2 separate regions of the Homo sapiens genome follow, and region 2 is linked to region 1. A link is a contact called in ENCODE Hi-C or POLR2A ChIA-PET data. All regions are on one chromosome and are shown on one strand. The core of a region is the stretch at or near the end of the contact, and the rest is flanking DNA. Distances in the headings are between cores, read along the strand shown.

Region 1 (4,863 bases), core at 1,727-4,226:
TTTTGGAACTCACATCCCCTGCTCTGGTAAGTGTGGCTCTGCCGATCACTAGATGCTTCTCTTAGGAGGTGTCCAGAGCAGAAAAATTCCCACAGTTCACTCGGGGTATATGTGGCCTCTCACTCCCCTATTTCACACAGTCTCTTTAGCTAGCAAAGCTAGACACCACTGCAAAGTTCTGCTTTGAGAGACAAATTCCTTTTAGCAGTAGTGAGTATTATAGATGAAATTTTGATTATGAAGCCTTATAGTCTTATTAATATATTAAGAGTTCAAAGAATTATAGATTTTAACATACAGATTTTTTTTTCTTTCTTATGTTGTATTACAGGGAAAGAATTTGTGCGTGTATTCTCTCTTTCCAAATCTTGATCCAAACTAAACAGAAGAACTTTTCTAACTTTATTAGCTACAACTTTATCTTAGCATTTTCAGGATTAGGCTGAGTTCTCTGTAAAATGAGACAGGTTTTTGCCCTGCGACAGAAAGGAACTTGTAAGGCACCAGATCACAATACAAATGCTTTTAGGGACCAGACAGCAATGTGGCTGGCAGAGTTGAAGGCAATAGGGAATGGTAGAGTTGGTGGCTAAACAGGGGAGTGCAGGTCCTACTTAAGGAGATACAAATGAAATTTTTTTAATGAGAAAAATTAAACTCTTCTGCAGGCTGACTTTGGTCTAAGGCTTTCATTTGCAAACCTTGCTTAAATGATTCAATAATATTGCTTGAAACCGAGATTTTTATTGCTAGGTATTTTAAGCTTTGTTTATAAAACCCAGTATGCTAGTTGCTTTTCCAATTATCTTATTTTAGTATTTCCAACTTAACTTTCATACATTTAAAATTATATTTTCAAACCTCAATGTGATCCCTATTGTTCCCACTGATTTTTTTTCATGCTGAAATACTAGATGTGCCCATTGAGTAGAAGTGCAGTAAGCTCAAGATTGTATATGTTCAAGTATTTGAAATTTACTTGAAACCATACAGTACATTTCTTAACATGGAGTGAACTCTTTCACTAAACTTACTTTTCTACTCTTAATTTACCAAATAGCTCCTAGGTATGAGGCACAGGATATGTAGGTCTTAAGTGTTTTTTTTATTCTACAAAATACAATGTGATAAGTTCTATAAAGGAGGGGTAGTTAATTTGATTAAATAAAAGGTGCTTTATCTAGGGGAATTGAGAAAGACTGAATTGAATAAATGAGACACAAGTTTACTCTAAAAGAAGGAAGAGTTTGCCAGCCTGGCAAGAGGGATAAAAATATTCCAGGCATCTACAGAAAACACTCCAAAGCAATATATTTTAAATTATAACACAGAGGTAGCTCTTGATCTTCACTGCCATGGGAATAATAAACCTTCCACTACACAAATTAGTATGTACTTTTAAGCATTTTTAAAAAATGAAATCAGAAATTATTTCAGAACAGCCCTGTCTTATAAGAGAACTGCCCACAGTTCTCTCTGCTTTCTTCCTTTTGGCTCAGCTGTCAAGAGCTCTCTGGAAACATAATCCTTGTTTTTCATGGAAATCTGTATTATAGTTCCCAAGATTTGGATAATCTAGTTTCAGAAGGTAGGGACCTCTTTTGGAATGATAATGTAGTGTTCTACCCCCAGTACCTACAACAGTACTAATTTTACCGAGGACCCTGCCCTCATGATGTCACTTAAACCTGATAACTTACCAAAGGCCCCATCTCCAAATACCATTGTCCTGGGGTTAGGGCTTCAATATGTGAGTTTTGAAGGGACATAATTCAATTCATAGCAGTTGGCATAGGACAGTGCTAGGCATATTACAAGTTCTTAATATATGCTTAGTGAATAAATAAATACATAAACAGAAAATGTCCAGAGATCTCTGTGTCCATTTGAAGTTGCTACGTCAACAACTGGACCCAGGAATAAAGGGTGTGCTCTAGCATCAGTGTAAGTATGGTCCCTTCGAGCCAAGAGGCAGAGAGCTCAGGAGCTGCTGAGAAGTCACAGTCACAAGGGAAGGAGACAGGAAAGGGAAGTCACATCAGGAAGGCTGAAGCCATAGCAAAGCCAGAGAGCTGGATCCCACTTCAGGGCCTACCATAGTGAAGCACTGGCTCTTCCTTCCTCTTTTCTTGGAAGCAGGGCCAGCTACATGATTGCAGGACTCAAGGCAAAATGAAAATGCAGGACTCTTGCTCAAAAAAAGAAAAAACAAAAACAAAAACAGAAAATATGCCATTAAAGATACTAAATATGAAGCCTTTTCCTTTTTTCCATGATCTCTCTTGACTTGCCATGTTGTTATTTATTTGCTATTTAATGTAGTTCTAAAGTAAAGAAAAATTAAAAGTTTTAATTATGAGCATGAATTGTACCATTGTTCAGTGCAAGTTTTAGAGGCAAATATAAGAACATGTAACTCTTCTGCCGAATCACCAAAATTACACAATTCATAAATTCACGTTCTGTACCTTGTATGCGCATATGTATTTCATTCTCACCAGAACAGTGTGAACGCCACACAACACTAACTCAACTCTTTTTTATTTCTTTATATTTGCACATTTTACCGATGCTTTCTACATTTGGCTTGTTGATGTGCTTTCTAAAAACAGAAAGAAAAAAGATCTGTAGGTTTCCCTATTTTTCCCTTTCCTTCAATGTCATCGTTTTCCATGTAATTGGTTGGTTATTACAAGGAAGTGACAGGAGTGAGAAAGGATACTTTAAGATCCCTTGGTTGTTTGTGTTTCTTAGAATGCTGTTGCCTTCTTTCTTGTTTGAACAGGAAGCATGACCACTTAGTCATAAACATGACACATTTCCCTTGTACTCGCCATGAGCCTCACTGAACTCCCACACATTGTGGGTCCACTGGAATTCTGTGTTCATGGGGCAACCAAATGCTCTAGGCAAATGGGGTGATATGGAACTTGCCTGCATGCTCCATTGTCCCCTTGGACTTTGCTTCCAAGACAGCTCAAGGTTGACAACAGGGCAGGGTGAGAAGGGCATGCAAAAGATGGTGGTGTGGGGTGGGCAGGGAAAGAAGGCCCAAGACTAAGCCAGTTGTTTGAAATTCTCTATATTCTTTCTTCATTTTGTCCATTTTTTTCTGTTTTTTTCATTTTTCAATGGAGATGGAAAGCACCCAGTTCTGCTTTCCCCCAGAATCACCCTGTTTGTAAGCAGCCTGGAATGGTCACTAGAAGCTGCTACCTTTTGCCTGTTTTCTAGCTAAGATCAGTAAGGAGAGGTGGTCTCAAGGCTGATAGAGATGGCCACTGAGGGAGCTGGCTGCTACCTGTGGTCTTATACACAAGACTTTTGCCCTCCATAGAACCACACATCTTCACTTAATGTTTTAAACTTTTTTTTTCAGGTCACATGAATTTAGGCATTAAATAAATTATTAGACTAGCAAACATCAGAACCTTTTTTTTTCTAAGAACGACAATAGAAAAGGCTCTTGTAGTTAACACTCTTAAATACAGAGGTATTTTAAATTAAAGATTTTTTTTAAAAAAGAACAGCCTTGTCTTATAAATAATAATGATTGATAATTATTCCTCAACGAAACTAAAGAAATGGTGTGTCTTCTATGCATAAAAAAACTAGTCTACTTGCACAAATATCATTAGACAAGAAATAATTTTATTATTTAAACATTATATTAAGAAAATCTTTTTAAAAAATTTTCACTATACGTTACATCACATAAAAATGTAAGGTAGCATGTGTGAACTGTTTAAAGAGCTTGTTAAAGATTCTTATAATAAGAAAGGCTGGGAAAAGTAGAGTCATATCTTATCAAAACAATCTAAGAATCTTAAGAATGCTGCTTTTCTAGTAATACATAAATATACACGAACATGAGCAAGAATCCAAGTAAAGAAACAGTTCTTATTCATAGGATTGACAGTTTTATTATTACACCAGCCTGAAATAACATATAATGGTGTGTGAGTGTGCACTGGAGTTTCTAAAAGCAGCTTTTCAGATAGGCTTAATGTGAGAAGGGTTCAACTTTCTTCTTTGAATTCTGGAGGATGGGGTCTCCTGGGGATAAAGGGGAAAAGGGGAGATAAACTTTTAATGCAATCTCTATTCTTGCCACGATTTATTTTATTTATTTGTTCAGCAATATTTATTGTGCAGTCACCACATGCCAGGCTCTGTAGATACAATGGGGACCTTGACAAATACACTCTTTGCCTTTCGGAAGCTCAGAGCACAGTCAAGAAACAGAGTATTAGCAGAGAACATTACTGGGAAACAAGGGATTTTGCAACTCTTGGTAGGGGAACCTAACACGACCACAGTGGGGAGCAGAAAAGAGCTTTAAAACTAAGAGCCCAGGGGTGTGTAAGGCATAGCCAGGTCAAGAATGGAGGAATGAAGAATGCTGAATCAGAGGGAATCCTGAGAAATTCCTTCTGGAACCTGGCTTCCTTAACTCTTATTAACCACGTGCTAAGACTCCTTTTATATGGTTGTGGGATGATTGGCTGCAATAGCACAAATTTATGGAACTAAAAAAACAAGTGTTTGGTGTAATACTGTAAGTGTTGGTTTGAATTTTGGATGCGTATGATTAATGAATGAGGCTGAATGAGACATGTAAGCCAGCTGGGCACACCTTGGTGGGGACCAATAGGAATGACAGCTACGCCTGATGGGGGCAGGAAGGGAAGCGCAGAGTTTCTTCTTTCGGCCACGCCTTCTGACTCCAGTGAATGCCTCCTTAAGGGGTGAGGAAGCTGTCAAGAAAATAAGCATATTGGCTGGCTCGGTGGCTCAAGCCTGTAATCCCAGCACTTTGGGAGGCCGAGGTGGGCGGATCACGAGGTCAGGAGATCGAGACCA
Region 2 (5,289 bases), core at 194-2,693, 58 kb before region 1:
ACATAGATTACTGTCAACAATCACCACAGAAGGAATCTTAATTTTTTTCATCTTTAATCTTTTTTTTTTTTTTTGAGATGGAGTCTTGCTCTGTCTCTCAGGCTGGAGTACAGTGGCAGGATCTCAACTCACTGCAACCTCCACCTCTCAGATTCAAGAGATTCTCCTCCCTCAGCCTCCTGAGTAGCTGAGATTACAGGCATCTGTCACCAGGCCCAGCCAATTTATGTATTTTTTAGTAGAGATGGGGTTTTGCCATGTTAGCCAGACTGGTATTGAACTCCTGACATCAGGAGATCCGCCCGCCTCAGCCTTCCAAAGTGCTGGGATTACAGGCATCAGCCACCGTGCCCGGCTCCATCTTTAATCTTTATGGGAATACTTTTTCTCACTATTTCTGCACACACACCTATTGCCCAGTGAAAATTGCTCACAACGAACTCTCAGAAGACACAAGAATCTAGAAATACAGTCTCTGCAAAATAATTGCCGCTCACCCAGACAATAATAAAAGGTACCAATCAAATATTTAATTTGCATAAGAATCATCATAGTGGAAAATAGGTAGGTTTCTCTGTCACTGCTTTTCTCTGTTGAAAACATTGTAAATTAATGTTTCTGTTGGCATGTGCCTTAATATTTAAAACTCTTAACACAAATTGTAAGCACAGAAACTAAGTATAGTTTATGTGCTCAGGCCACTGTGATGCTCCAAGATTGTTGGTTTAAGTCCATTTTCTGTGCTGTGTAATGGAAAACACCACAAGCAGGCTCAACTTCAACAAACCTGTCCACTGGCCACAGTTAAATAGGTGACATTGACCTTACTCCCTTGGGCATGCCCTACCCAAGATACCTGTCTTACTTTCTCACATGGTTATTGTCTTTCCACTGCCACTGACTTTTCCAGAAAGCAAGTTGCCAACTTCTTTTATTAGGATATAATGGTTTTAAAAAATTTAATTTTAATATTTCCTATAAGACAGATTCACTAATAATCCCCCCCCCCATAATTACCTGTGACCTCAAAAGCTCCCCTAGGTATGGGATGTCACCATTAGGCTCTTCTTTTGCTAGCAGGGATAGAAATGGAGGTGAAAAGTGCAGCAGGAAGACATTCAGGAAGCTTCTAGGCTCCACTCTATGCAAATTTGAAAGCAAAAAGTTTAACAGTCAGTTCCTTGAGCAAACAATTAATTTATCTTCCCTTCATCATTCTTAGATTGTCAGCATTTACCTGATTTAAACTTATCTTCTCTGCTTCAGCAAGCCAGTGAGTCATATTTATAGGGATAAAGTTACAAAGATGCATAGATACTAGTTGTGTGTATGTGCGTGTGTGTGCGGTGAGGCGTATACAAGGGCTTCATTGTCTAAAAGTATGTTTTAGAAAAACACACAATAAAACAGTGTGCTGTGTCTAGAATGAGTAATTCACATCCTTAAACAAAACAAAACATACACATTTGTCAACACCGCTGAGTGGGAGACACTGAAGTGAACACAAAACAAATCAGTTTCTGTGAAGAACACAGGTTAATGCCTGTAAAGATCAAGTGACTGATTTAGGAGGAAGAAAAGGTAGTTGATTTTTATCACACTTCTGGTAAAATAAAAAATCCAAAGCTAACAAAAGAGAGCCACAATCCTATGATAATTAGTGCATCCGAGAGATGATGTCAAATGGTTTGCTGATACTGAATAAGACCCATCTCCCAAGAACAACACCACTGGGTCTATTCTCCAGTGAGAGAGGTTGGAGGTCAACTTCAGGTATTTCAAGAAAAAATGTGGCACCTCATCATTAAAGTCTCTGTCTTCAAATGGCTTTTATACTCTCAAAACCATTTACAATATAAATTCTGTAAACAATTTTCTCCAAAATCATGGGTCAATTGAAATTTTTTAAAGTACAGTTTGCATGTCAATAGTTACATATAAATGAAAGACAACAATGGGCAGATGAAATTTTTCTAAATTCAATTTTTGGTTTTTAAAGCTAGAAACACCACTTGTAGAGAAGAGAATGGCATCCCCTATGATAGAACCACTCAAGTAAAATGTGAGGGGTGGAGATAAAGTTCCCTTGGGACTACATTTTCCAAGTTATATTTGATCTTCTGTAAACAACAACAACAGCAACAAGAAAATGGTACTTTTTACAACCATTCTCTCATTTAATTCTTGCCTACCCCCTTGAGGCAGTTATTTGTTATTCTTACTTTACAGATGAGGAAACTGATCATTAAACAACATCTGCATTTTCCCAAAATCACATTGCTAATAAAATCCTTGTGGTTTTGCAGTTACACCACCTGTATATTTACTTATATTCTGCCAAAATGACCTACTGACATTCCTTGCCATACACTTCTATATTTTTGTACTCCACTTTATTCCACAAAGTTGAGGAAGATAATTGAAAATCTTGGAGGAAAGAAATTCCTGTAACATATTCCATTTTTCCTCTATTCAGTGCTTTCTGGAAACATCTATTCAACAGAGTGGGGGATTGTTGTAGAAATATGGAATTCACGGTGACTCAATTTGTTCTCGTCTTTTGCTATTCCCAAATAGGATTTCAGATAAAGAGCAACTATTCAAGGCTAACAAAAGGGAAGAGCTGGCCAAGCTGATTTCTTAATTCTACATAATGACAAAGCAGTGGTAGAACGTGTTAATTAAGTCAAAAGTATTAATAAAATCTGTCTTCCACAGACTTTTCTTAAAGAATGCGTCTACCCTTGAGCCACCCACTGTCCTGAGCAGACTTTTGCATTTACTCTCTGAACATTCCTTCAAGAAATGCAGTCTGCCTAGAGATTCTGAAGTTGTCTTTATACCTACAGAAAGCTCTGCATCACTTAAGACCAAGAGAACAACTTGAACTCCACCCACCAGACTGCTGAAGTTACTCTATGCTGACCTGGCAAAAACAAGGTAAAAGGCAGAGCCCTTGCAGCCTACTTAAACAATTTCTGTATAAGTGACAGGTGAGTGTATGTGTGTGTGTGTATGTGCAATTCTAGGCCCCATTTTTTTCTATCACTCTGCTCCTATTGTAGTTACTTATTTATTTTTAATTTACCTATTGAATTTTAAAATCAGTCTTCCACTAAGTTATTAACACCAAAAGGTAGAAATTATTTCATGTTTATCTCTGCATCTTCAGGCTTAATATGAGACCAGCATTCAATAAATGTTTGTTGGAAGGAAAAAGAGAGCTAGAAAGAAGGTAAAGAAAAGAAATTGTTAGGAAATACACATTAACGGCAGAAGGTGACAAAGTCTGTGATAAAGAACTGTTTGAAAATTACAATATAGAAATTTCTACAGTTATTTTTTGATGCATGGTATAAATATTGCATCACTGCATGCTTCAGTAGTATTGGGTATGAGATAGAGTTTATTGATTTATTTATTCCAGATAGAAAGGTCCACACTGTCCCAGGCACCGTTGCAAGCACTGGGGACAGAATGAGGGAGCAAAACAGCTAGGTCCCTGCTATAACTGGAACTTACAATTTATTGAAAGGACATGATCAATAAGGAAACATACCAATAGACAATGGTGATGAGTGTGCCAAGGAGAATGCAAAGGCAATGAGACAAAGGGCGGCTGTAGTTAATGGTGGTTGTAGGGAGGTGAAGGGGTGGGGGCTACTGTAGATAGGGTCACCAGGAACACCTCGGAAGTCAGTTTCTTTGGAACAGAGTGATAAGCAGAGAACATGCAATCCCAGAGCTATTTGGGAGAGGAGGTCTATGGGAAAAAAATAAAGGCTCTGAGGTGCAGAGTTGAGGGCTCCAGAGTAGGGCAAGAGTACCTGGGGCAATGTGGGTGAAAAAGAAGATTAATTAGAGATAGGGTCAGGTCATAAGGGTCATGGAGGCTGCGGTAAAAAATTTGGAGGTTCATATTCACCTTAATATTCTTTCTCATAGAATTATTATTTCTCTGATCTTATGAGAAATTTTCCTTTCACATTCACAACATTCATTTCCATGTTTCTCTTACTCTAACTCTTGGAGATGTCTCTGGAAGAGTCCTTTTGTTGAGATTCTTGATGGACACACCAAATACTCCAGTGGGTGTTATCCGTGCCCCCACAATTGGAGTATTCCATCTTTGAGTGTCACCCAGTAACTCCAAGCATCTTGACATGTCTGCAGCTACGCACGAATGCCACTGCTGCTCCTAAAGGATAAATTAATATGCAGTCACACACTTCACTGGAGAGTATTTCATGGAAATTTTTGCTGAAATAAATAAATATTAAATGCATGAAGGACTGATGGAAATTACTGTAAGGCAAGTACCTAGCTCCCCTAGTAGCAATAGGAAAAAGTTATACTTGAAAGTTGAGACTTCCCAATTTATTTGGAAAAGGATTTTCTATGGGATGTTGAAATAGCAACAGAACCACTTGGAGAAACTGCAAAGAGAATGACATATTTTAAGAATAAAGTTTATTTGATAAAAAAACATTTTGAAATGCCCATTTCAAGTATCTGGCTGAAAAACTCTTGAGACAGCGAATTATGCAGGAATGCTTTTAGCCACTGTCCGTTCAGCCAGACTCCTCTGAGCTGCTTTCTCCAGGAGAGCCTCTTTGTTGGCTGCTGTGACCTGCTCATTACATGGACTCTATTTGGAAGCTTGGCTGGGGTAGTCATCACGAATAATAATGACAAGGAGCACAACGGCCAGTTGGAAAAGTCAGGAAGGAGATGGAAATGGAAAATGGGAAGGTACAAATGGTCAGGCTTCTTCCACCACTGGACCCCAGGAGGTAGCGTGGCAGATGTGTGAAGGCCACATTCAAAAAACTAGAGAGCGGATGAGGCTCTCATGATAGCTGTCTTGTTTTTTAAAAAAAATCTTGAGTTTTATATCTTATTACATAGTTAATAGACATGCATGCATTATGGAACATAGGTGTTTTTGTTTTGTTTTGTTTTGCCATTGCTGTTTTACAGAATTAGGATCACTCTTTATACAGAACTCTACTTTATCACCTAATAATTTAATATAATAATTTACTCTATGTAATTAAATATTGACCTATATTATCTTGGTGGTTTTATGGAATTGTAGACATTTATCCAATTGGTTTTTGCTAAATAATTAGATTTCTTTTCAAATTTTGCTATTATGCATTATACTGCGTTAAGAATCTTTGCACACATGTCTGATCAATTCATTAAAACCAATTTTCCAGGTGTTAAATTTCTTGTGAGGGTACAGTATTGGCCAGTTTTGAGAATTGTATTTCTAGATACACACAT

The links. A loop is a pair of places that touch in the nucleus more often than their neighbours do. ChIA-PET counts read pairs that join two places held with the same protein, here RNA polymerase II (POLR2A). Pooled maps may share reads with other maps.
Region 2: a map of PC-9 shows a loop between it and region 1 (7-fold over the local background). The contact joins two enhancer-like sites. A Hi-C loop is called at or near these places in 5 of 168 maps with a recorded cell type or tissue (Caco-2, Calu3, PC-3 and 2 more) and 2 of 50 pooled maps. POLR2A ChIA-PET finds 5 or more read pairs at or near these places in 2 of 52 experiments (HEK293T and activated CD4-positive, alpha-beta T cell).

Annotation. Positions count from the first base shown.
Region 1 is chr7:41,188,009-41,192,871 of GRCh38, reverse strand. No RefSeq gene overlaps it. Among named protein-coding and RNA genes, the nearest start is that of LINC01449, 89 kb to the right of the region's middle. Within about 2 kb of position 2,976, at least 6 of the 41 ENCODE cell types and tissues checked have a DNase peak (open chromatin) inside an H3K27ac peak, as active enhancers do; they include PC-3, PC-9 and mammary epithelial cell, where a contact is called at or near this core.
Region 2 is chr7:41,243,750-41,249,038 of GRCh38, reverse strand. No RefSeq gene overlaps it. Among named protein-coding and RNA genes, the nearest start is that of LINC01449, 140 kb to the right of the region's middle. Within about 2 kb of position 1,443, at least 3 of the 41 ENCODE cell types and tissues checked have a DNase peak (open chromatin) inside an H3K27ac peak, as active enhancers do; they include PC-3, PC-9 and mammary epithelial cell, where a contact is called at or near this core.